Linked DNA regions of Homo sapiens: region 2 is linked to region 1. A link is a loop called in an ENCODE intact Hi-C map of the cell type or tissue named here. Cell type or tissue: CD4-positive, alpha-beta T cell. All regions are shown on one strand.

Region 1 (5,000 bases):
AAATTTCCTAGGACAGATTTTATAGGAAGAGGAAGTATGGGGTTAAGATAATTGGTTCATTTTGACTGTTGAACTAGCGGCCAACGGCACAGAGCTCAATGGATGGTAACTGAGGCCACAGGAAGGTGGTTCAGTGAGAAGATTTAAGGGCCTGCGACATAAGACTGAAGAGCAGCAACATTTAACGGACATACAGAAGAAGGAGGGAGAGCTCCCAAAGGAAGCTGAGGATAGAAGAAAAGGCAGAAAAATTTTAAATATGCTATTATGGAAGCTTCAAGGAGACAAGATGGTCAACAGTGCCAAATGCCAAAGATTGAGCAAATAAGATGAGGGTTGAAAAGGATCTATTAAACAGTATCAAGAAGGTTATCAGTGATCTTGGTAAGAACCAGATGTACTGAGTAAATAGGAGGCCCAAGGTGGATACAATGAGGGTATTCTAGTTGTGAAGTGGAAAAGCTAGGGCAGTAGGTAGAAAGGAATGTGGAGTTAGGAGAGGACTTAAGATGCAATAGATCTGAGCATGTTTAGATGCTGGTAGGGGAGTCAAGAGAGGGCAACACTGGAGAAGGGAGGTCCTTGAGAAAGTGATGGTACTGGGATCCAGAGTTCAGGTAGGGGCAGCCTTAAAGGAGAAAGTAACAAATAGGAGTGGTGGTCACTAATAAGCTGGATGGTGTCTGTGGATATGGAAATTGTCAAAGATCTTGTGAAATATCTTTTCCCAAGATTAAGGCTCTTACTCTTGTCTGCATGTGCAGAGTGTGGCAGGATGGCAAAGTAGTTAAGGACTTAAATTTTTAATCCTGGCTCTGCCACTTACTAATGACTTTAGGGAAGTGGTTTAACCTCTAGCTGCTTCAGTGGCCTCAGACGTCATAAAATGGTTGAGAGAATTAAATGTGTTAATATGCATAAGCCATTCATGTTTGGCAAATATGAAATGTTAACTGTTATGACAGGGTTCTCCCTTTCCCATCTCTATTCTGTGCTTACTGTTCCTATCATATACCATGTATTCCCTCAAGTGAACAAAGATTCCTAACCAAGACACATCAAAGTGGCATTTACCTTGATAAATTAACTATAGTCCAAGATATTGACTTTGGTCAAAAATGTGATCTTGTTAGGGTTCCAGAATTGATCCAATTCATGTATTGAGCCAATGCATGTATTTTAATAGTGCTAAAAATATCTCTCTTCATCCAGGTATTGTATATACAGTGTGAATAAAACACAACAAAGGTATTAATTCAACAAAGTTTTCATCAATTACATGACAGACATTGTTCTTAGCACTTGGGAATCATCAGTGAGTCAAATGAATAAAGGTGATAAGGAGGGCTATTAAAAAAAGTAGATGGCCGGGCGAGGTGGTTCACACCTGTAATCCCAGCACTTTGGGAGGCCAAGGTGGACAGATCACCTGAGGTCAGGAGTTTGAGACCAGCCTGGCCAACATGGTGAAACCCCGTCTCTACCAAAAATACAAAAATTACCTGGGCGTGGTGGCAGGCGCCTGTAATCTCAGCTACTCGGGAGGCTGAGGCAGGAGAATCGCTTGAACCCGGGAGGTGGAGGTTTCAGTGGGCCGAGATGGGCTGGGCAACAGAGCGAGATTCAGTCTATTAAAAAAAAATGTAGAGCTGATAAAGGGAGGATTGTAACTGTGTATGTGAGAAAACTTACATTGCAATTTTAAATAGGGTTGTTAGGCTAAGCCTCATTAAAAAGGCATCATGTGAGAAAAGATGCAAGAAGCTGTTCTAAGCACCTGAACACGTAAACCAATAAACAGACCTCAGTGAGGATGTGACATTTCAGTTGAACCCCGAAAGATAAGAAAAAATCACACAGAGTGAGAAAAAGTGAAAACAAAGGGATGTCCAAAAATCCCTGACTGCCAGCTTATTGATTTACAAAGAGAACTATAGACCATCTATCAGATATTCAGATGAGCCTGTGCAATTATTCACTGTAGGTCTGGTGACAAGCCAACTCTTAAGTTTGCTTGGTGAATACATAATCAGAAAAGGACTGAGTTACATGATATGAACGTCTGACGGAATGGGCTCTGGGGAAGACACTTCCTTAACTCAGGAGAGCCCCTGCTCTTAAGCCGGGATACCCTCTCTCCCCTAGAGAAGGCGTGGATTCATCTGGCACAGGTGTGCCCCTCTTTTTTTATTCTATGCTCCAGTAGCGGATCAGACCCCGACTGAGTAATGCACGGTATTTCAGGATATTTCACAGTCGTTGGGATAGTGTCAAGCCTTTGAAGTTCTGGTTAAATTTTGTTCCTTCAAAATCACTTTGAATCTTTCTACTCTCACCCTTTAATGACTAATTTTTTGAAGTTTTTCCTCGGAAGACTTCCTTACCTTCCATGTTCTTGGGACACTTCGCTACCTCTGCACTGCCAAACACGGCTCCCCATCACTGAACTGAAAGCGAAAACAGCACAATCCCATCTATCTTTCTAGGCAGGCGCAGCTTCTTCATAAGACCTCGCCAAGACCCTATTATTTTGTCCCCTCTCTAATGATATACAACTTACTCAGAATCTCATTACGGTCGTGTGCATGTTTTACTTCGCCCTTTTGGCTCCCAGGGGGCGTGCACACAGCTAGCGTCCAACATGTTTTACGATATTTACCCTCCCTCCTGTGTTCGGGATCAACCGTTCCTAACAGTGAAATTAGGTCGTCCCAAGTGCTGAGGAGAAAGTGTGCACACAAGAGGCTTCAACACCGGCGGAGGCGACCCGCAAGTCCTGACCCACCGCCAGAAACACCGCGCGCGCCCAAGACCCCACGGCCGCCCACGCGCTACGGCCCGCAACATCCCGGTTTGAAGCGTTTCCGCTTCACCCACCTGCGGCTTCCGGTCGTACCCACGGCCTCGTGAGGGCTCGAGCTGGAAAAGTGCGTCATACGACCCCGAGCAACCGGCAGGCCTTGCGCGCGATGCTGCCCCGCCCCCTGAGGGCCGGCCCCCTGAAGCGCAAGAGAAGGAGGGGCGCGCAGGGATCGCGCCTAGTCTCTCCGCCTGCGGAGCCGTGGGGTCCCGGCAGCCCGCAGGAGTGCTAAGTAAGGGTCCTTCAGGGCGGGAACCAGGTTCCAGGCAGGGACGCAGGCTACGTTCGAATAAAAGTACCGAAGGTCATAAGGCCCCAGTTCAGATGGGACTTCCCCGCGTGACAGCACAGAGATAACGGCCAGCCCTGGGCGAAGGTAGGAGAGCGGGCGTGCCAGGTTGGAGGGGTCATTTCGTGGAGCGAGTTTAGGGGGAGCCCCCAGAAGCCCAGAGCAGTCAGGTCACACGACGGGCAGGAAGGAGTACCAGCAAATACTTTTTATTGAGCATACAGGTATTACGCTGGGTCTTTACATATCTCCTCCAAATAAGTGAGTCCAAATGGCAGGTAACTCGAAAGGTGAGAAATTCAAGTCAGCTTTGAAAGACACATTGCATTTAAAGGAAAAACGGTATTCGCAGATGATAATACAGGATGGAGTGGATCAGAAAACACACTGAGGCTACTGATCATTCCCATTTGCCAACTCACTGCAGTTGGCAAGAAAACTCTGTGACTCCATGAGATGGGAAATTACACCAGCAGTCAAGGTAGCAAGGTAATAGTTTCGGCTAAGTTTTGCTGCATAACAAACTGCCTCAAATAGTGGTTTATATCTCTAACGTGGGCAAGGTGGGTGATTCTTCTGCTAGTTTCTCCTGGGCATATTCATGTGGCTTCATTCAGCACAGGTTGGCTACGCTGGGCGGTCCAAGATAGCCTTATTCATGCTCTGGCAGGTGCTGCCTGGCTGCTAGGGCATCTCAATTCAGGCCTAATCTTGGAAGCAGCGCCTCAGCCATATTCTATTGGCCAAAACAACAACAAAGCCAGCCCAGAGTTAAGGCGTGGGGTAATGGACTTCACCTCTTGATGAAAGAAGCCCAAAGAATTTGTGGTCACCTTTTTCAACCTTGCACAGAAATTAATCTCTCCTTCAGTTAAAATAGAAACCACTAAGACTTGCCTCTTGGAGTAAGAATCATTCAGTGTTCAGTTTGCTGATGCTGATACGGTAAATGACCAGGGCTTCATATAAAGCTACAATGAAGACATAATGACACCTCCTTTCTTTATTATCACACCTTTTACCAAGGTCACTCTGAGTAAGTCTATCTTGTATTATGCAGGTGGGAATGAATTTTGTTCAGAGTTAACTGCACTAGGAATTTTCCTAGTTATTATTAAAAACAGTCACAGAATATTGTTGCTCTTTGCTTATATTACTTCCTTCTAAATTCCCTTTCTCTGAAATCTGAGATGGTACAACTTTGGTTTTTTTTCCTAGTTTCTTGATGAAGAGGTTTTAAAGAATCCCATTCCCTCCTCCCTGCTCCAGGACTTCTGTCCCTTGGTTATTCTTACCTTTACCTACTTCTTCAGCTTCTCCACTGGAACCTTTCAAGTGACACTCAAACATGCTGTACTCTTTAACAATCCTCCAGTGACCTCATTTCTCTTTCCACTTGTCATCCTGTCTGCTACCCTTCTGAGCCAAGCTTCTTGGAAAAACTGCTATACATCCAGTATCTACTTTCTCACTTCCCATTCATTGTTTCAACGTACTCCAAAATGGCTTTTCCCCATTATTCCAGCAAAAGTGCTTTTGCTAAGGTCACGGGTGACATTCATATTGCTAGATCCACTGGACTTTTCAGTATTCATCTAAGTGTTCATTTGACTACCTCAACCTGGAGATTCCTGTGGACAACTTTGACATTACCCTGTCAACTCCTCAGTCCCTTTTGCCAGGTTTTCCTCCAGCCTCACTGCCAACTCCGCAGTCCCCTTTGCCAGCTACCCTGATCTAGTCAGCCCTAAATGTTGGAGTTCCTCAGATCTTTATCTCACACTACATTTTCCTTAAGCAATTTCATTCATTCTATGGCTCTAAGTACCATTTCTGTATACAACTTCAAAA
Region 2 (5,000 bases), 520 kb after region 1:
CCATTACTTCTTAAAATCCATGTAAACCCACCTGCGGAGGTATCTACTTCCTTGAAGGTCTACCAAGGGCATACGCTGGAGAAAACTTACATGGGAGAGGATTTCTTCTGGGCTATCACACCGATAGCTGGAGACTACATCTTGTTTAAATTTGATAAACCAGTCAATGTAGAAAGGTTGGTGATTATTGAAATGTATGTGATCTTACAATTTGGATCTCTTATTCGTAATGTGATTTATAATAGATTTTTGTGTGTGTGCCTGACAGATGTGGGGACACAGTGGGGCCCAAAATGTTGGGCTTTAAATTACATGTAAAACAACTCCATAATAAAACGAGTATGTTGTTTTCAGATGTAATGTCAACATTTAACACGTTTGGTGAACTTCATTGGTATTTCTGGACTTAGTATATCTAGTATAATTTTTTAATACTTTTTTGCGGAACTCTCGAAAATCTCAAATTAGTGTTTATGTCTTTATCCTGGTATGTCCCTTGAAAATTGATCTGGAGCTAGTTGATTAGCCCAGCAATTTGGTTGAAATGATAAATTTGACAGAGTATGACTATTCTTAGTCAATAGTTTTACAAATGCTAGGTTATTTTCGGTACACCAGGGAGAAATTTACAGCCATTTTATGTTTTTGAGCATTTATGTTCATTTTACAAAATTTAGGACTTTCTTCCTTTTTTTTTTTTGAGACAGTCTCGCTCTGTCGCCCAGACTGGAGTGCAATGGTGCAATGTAGCTCATTGCAACCTCCACCTCCTTGGTTCAAAAGATTCTCCTGCCTCAGCCTCCGAAGTAGCTGGGATTACAGGTACCTGACACCACACCTGGCTAATTTTTTTGTATTTTTAGTAGAGACAGGGTTTCACCATGTTGGCCAGGCTGGTCTCAAACTCCTGACCTCAGGTGATCCACCCATGTCTGCCTCCCAAAGTACTGGGATTATAGGCGTGAGCCATTGTGCCTGGCCTGTTTTTAATTTAATAGTCGTGATTCCTTCAGTCCTTCTTCAGGTTTGGGTGTGTTCCCCAGATTGGCAGTGGCATACTTAAAGGAACATAGTTCCCCACTCTGTGGTGTTTCCTTTTATGTGTCCCAATGGGAGGGCCAATTTGATTTTTAGAATCCACCAGAAATCATTTTCAGTAATTCTATTTGAGGTGGTCAGAAACAATTTAGAGCTGTGATACAATGTTACTAATTTTCTTTTGTTACTCTAAACTGATTCCAAAGAGGAATTCAAGTTTTAAAAGTGTTTTAAGCATTGGGAATACCACTGGAAGAACATACAGAAATAGTTTTGAATAATATTTTGCACTTGCATGAGCATTTATTTGTTTTGCTGTTAAAGTTCATTTTTATACTATTAGTAATACTCTGCACTTTGAGATATTGTTTACCACTCAGAGAGCCAGCATAGAATTAGAAACAGCATAGATGTCCATTAGTATGTGTTTGGTTAAATAAAATGATATTGCCACGCAGTGGAATGCTGTAAGCAGTCATCAAAAATATTGACGTAGATTAGTATGTATTGACATGAAAACTTTCTTAGATATATACTAAGTGGGGTGAAAAGCAAATTTTATAACTTTATAGAATATCCTTATAGATCATTTTATAGATTATGGCATTATATGTGTATAGGATTCTAGAATATATAGCATTCTATATAGAGAGTATAGAATTATAGATTATAGAAGGATTTTTTGAAAAATAAAAACAATGTTTTACATATATTATGTACATAGAACAAATCTGCAAAAAATCTATTAAACTGTTAATAGAGGTGAGATAACAGGGACAGTTTCACTTGACTTGATACATTTATTTTGTGTGCTTTTTCCCTCAACAATCAATTTCTTTTTCTTAGTCTTTGACTTTTGAGAAAGTATAGATTCACACGCAGCTGTAGGAAGTAAAACTGAGACATCCTGTGTACCCATCACCCCACTTGCCCAAGGGGAGCATCTTGCAGACTGTGGTTTTGACACAGTATATCAAGATAAGGACCGTTTCTATCACCCCAAGAATTCCCACGTAACCTTTTACAGCCATATCTACTGGCCCACCGCTGTAACTGTATCGTAACCATACTGTGACTGGCTGAGCATTTTGAATGTGCGGGGGACTTTTTGTCAGTTCTCCTGAACTGATTGGAGCAGTCCTCTGAGGTAGATGGGACTGTCTGCATTATAGAAGAAACTCAGGCTCAGAAAGCTGAGGAAACTCGTGAAAGGTGACAATTCTAGTAACTGAGAGACCCAGGATTTGGACCCAGGTCTTTCTGACTCCTAAGCCTAAACTTTTAACCATGCAACTGAACTAGAGTTAGGTTTAGATTCAGACATACTTTGCATGTCTGACCTAGTTTCCTCCCTTCCCCACACCCTGAGAACGCATACGCATACTTACTAGTTTGTTTTCAGAGTATCAAAAACAGAGTATTATACTCACACCCAGAAAGTATTTTAGATCTGTCACCATATATCGATAATTAGTCATTCTTCAAATGCTTTTTTAATATTGATATTCAGATATTTTAAGAGGTTAATTTACTTTTAGTCTACTAATATTAAAGTTATTTGTATTGGATAGAACTAGTCTTTGTTTCTTTTATTATTATTATTTATTACTATTATTATTATTATTATTTAGAGATGAGTTCTTGCTGTGTTACCCAGGCTGGAGTGCAGTGGCACAGTCACGGCTCACTGTAGATGAGACCTTCCAGGCTAAACTCAAGCAATCCTCTCACCTTAGCTTCCTGAGTAGCTGGGACTACAGGTACATACCACCATGCCTGGCTAATTTTTTAATTTTTTTGTAGCGACGAGGTCTCACTGTGTTGCCCAGGCTGGTCTTGAACCCCTGACCTCAAGTGATCCTCCTACCTCGGCCTCCCAAAGTGCTGGGAGTACAGGTGTGAGCCACCACGCCCAGCCTAGAACTGGTCTTTGGACATGCCATGACTACTGGTTGTCCTAGTGAAGTTTTTTTCTGATATAAGATACAGCAGTATTATATAGGTGTTATAATTTTCTGGGAAGAGGGTTAAATATTTAAAGCATTATAGACAGTGACATAAAACTCATCCTTTTTGAAAATATCTAGGTACATTATTATGTTAAGCAGCAAACATAATTGTTTCTGACAGAAGGAATGAACTTATCACCTAGGAGTCATGCTCTTAAGTTTCTAAGTTCCCTACAACCATTCAGAACACATACTGTGCAGTTATTAGAAGCTCTAGCGTTGTCAACTTTGCTTGCTTAGAGTCTTGTGTAGAAAAGCTGACTCTGAGGTAAGGTCATTTTCTTGAATCTTTGTAAAATCTAGCCCGACTTGTGTTTTTATTTTGATGTTTGTATTTTCAGTTATTTGTTCCATAGCGGCAACCAAGAACATCCTGGAGATATTCTGCTAAACACAACTGTGGAAGTTTTGCCTTTTAAGGTATGACTGCTATTTCCTCTTACCTTTCCCTAACAACTAATACTAGTAGACTTAGCTTGAAGCTTTTCTTGTTTTTAAGGGGAAAGAAAATTCTCATGATTTGCAGGACTCAATGGTGAATAATATTAATTTTTTTTGAAATATGAAGCACTTTTATATTTGACGAGTGCATTTGACCCATTCATAGAAAGAGCCTTCATTTTGTTTTATCTTGGAAAGTAACAGGCCACACCCGGTGGCTCACGTCTGTAATCCCAGCACTTTGGGAGGCTGAGATGGGTGGATCATTTGAGGTCAGGAGTTCAAAACCAGTCTGGCCAACATGACAAAACCCCATCTCTACTAAAAATACAAAAATTAGCCAGGAATCGTGGCATGCGCCTGTAATCCCAGCTACTCGGGAGGCTGAGGCACGAGAATCACTTGAACCTGGGAGGTGGAGGTTGCAAATAATATGAACGTTTCTACTAGAAAAAGAAATGAATCGTATTTTATTTTATTTTATTTTATTTTATTTTATTTTATTTTTTTGAGACAGAGTCTCGCTCTGTCACTGGCTGGAGTGCAGTGGTGCGATCTTGGCTCACTGCAACCTCTGCCTCCCAGGTTCAAGTGATTCTCCTGCCTCAGCCTCCCGAGTAGCTGGGAGTATAGGTGCGTGGCACTATGCCCAGCTAATTTTTGTATTTTAGTAGAGACTGGGTTTCAGCACTGGCCAGGATGGTCTTGATCTCCTGACCTCGTGATCCACCCGCCTCGGCCTCCCAAAGTGCTGAGATTACAGGCATGAGCCACTGTGCCTGGCCTGAATCATTGTTTTCTTTAGTGTTTACTTGCTGTTTGTATTTTGAGTCCAAATTCTATGTGTTTTTAATGCCTGTTAATTAATACACAATTTAATTTATTGGTCTCTAAGGAATCCTTAGATTTCTTTCAAGTTAACTACACAGTTCTTCTATAGTTTTAATAGAAAATACTGTTCTGTTTAATTGATTTAATGTTTCATTTCCAACCACCAATATATTATATACAGATTCAAACGATGGCTTAAGAAAACATCTTTTATTATTAATCTAATAAGTTTTTTAAAGTTCAAGACTGAGATGATATTTCTCTTTTTAGGGATAGCTGTGTTACAAATGCCACTTCATCTATATTAAGATATATTAATAACTTAGGTTAAATAGAAAGAATTATTTTTGAAATTAATGCTTTTGTTTTATTTTAGAGTGAAGGTTTGGAAATAAGCAAAGAAACCAAAGACAAACGATTAGAAGATGGCTATTTCAGAATAGGTAATATCTACTTTAGTAAAATGGCCTTTATTTTTCTGGACTTACTCCTAAAGTACTTTTCAGTTCTTTTCAGATGTTAAGCAACTTGAGGATTACAATTACCAGTGTCCTCCAGGTTTTATGTGTGCTGTGTTGTAGTACTTGCTTTTATTATTTGACCCAAGTAGGATTTCATATCACAGATTGGGCTGTCTTTCTCGCTCCTTCCGTGCTGTGTGTCATGCTCTTGTTGATGCTC

The links. Peaks named below come from ENCODE experiments on the same cell type or tissue, not always from the same donor. Only the 100,000 strongest peaks of a DNase experiment are listed, where the experiment ranks them.
Region 2: a loop joins it to region 1, with 3 times the contacts of the local background. A loop is called at or near these places in 4 of 110 quality-filtered maps.

The regions. Positions count from the first base shown.
Region 1 is chr2:99,152,929-99,157,928 of GRCh38, reverse strand. It overlaps TSGA10 (testis specific 10), which reads left to right and starts at 2,987. Exons shown (of 21, transcript NM_025244.4): 1 at 2,987-3,236. It overlaps LIPT1 (lipoyltransferase 1), which reads right to left and starts at 2,962. Exons shown (of 2, transcript NM_145199.3): 1 at 2,878-2,962. RefSeq lists enhancers at 2,385-2,434, 2,465-2,544, 2,625-2,824, 2,855-3,084, 3,145-3,344 and 1 more. In CD4-positive, alpha-beta T cell, no CTCF peak of the experiment used is centred here; a DNase peak (open chromatin) is centred at 2,938; H3K4me3 peaks cover 2,205 bases; H3K27ac peaks cover 2,439 bases.
Region 2 is chr2:98,634,984-98,639,983 of GRCh38, reverse strand. MGAT4A (alpha-1,3-mannosyl-glycoprotein 4-beta-N-acetylglucosaminyltransferase A) reads left to right here. Exons shown (of 16, transcript NM_012214.3): 12 at 1-176; 13 at 3,389-3,467; 14 at 4,696-4,762. Among named protein-coding and RNA genes, the nearest start is that of UNC50, 29 kb to the right of the region's middle. In CD4-positive, alpha-beta T cell, no CTCF peak of the experiment used is centred here; a DNase peak (open chromatin) is centred at 2,043; H3K27ac peaks cover 2,741 bases.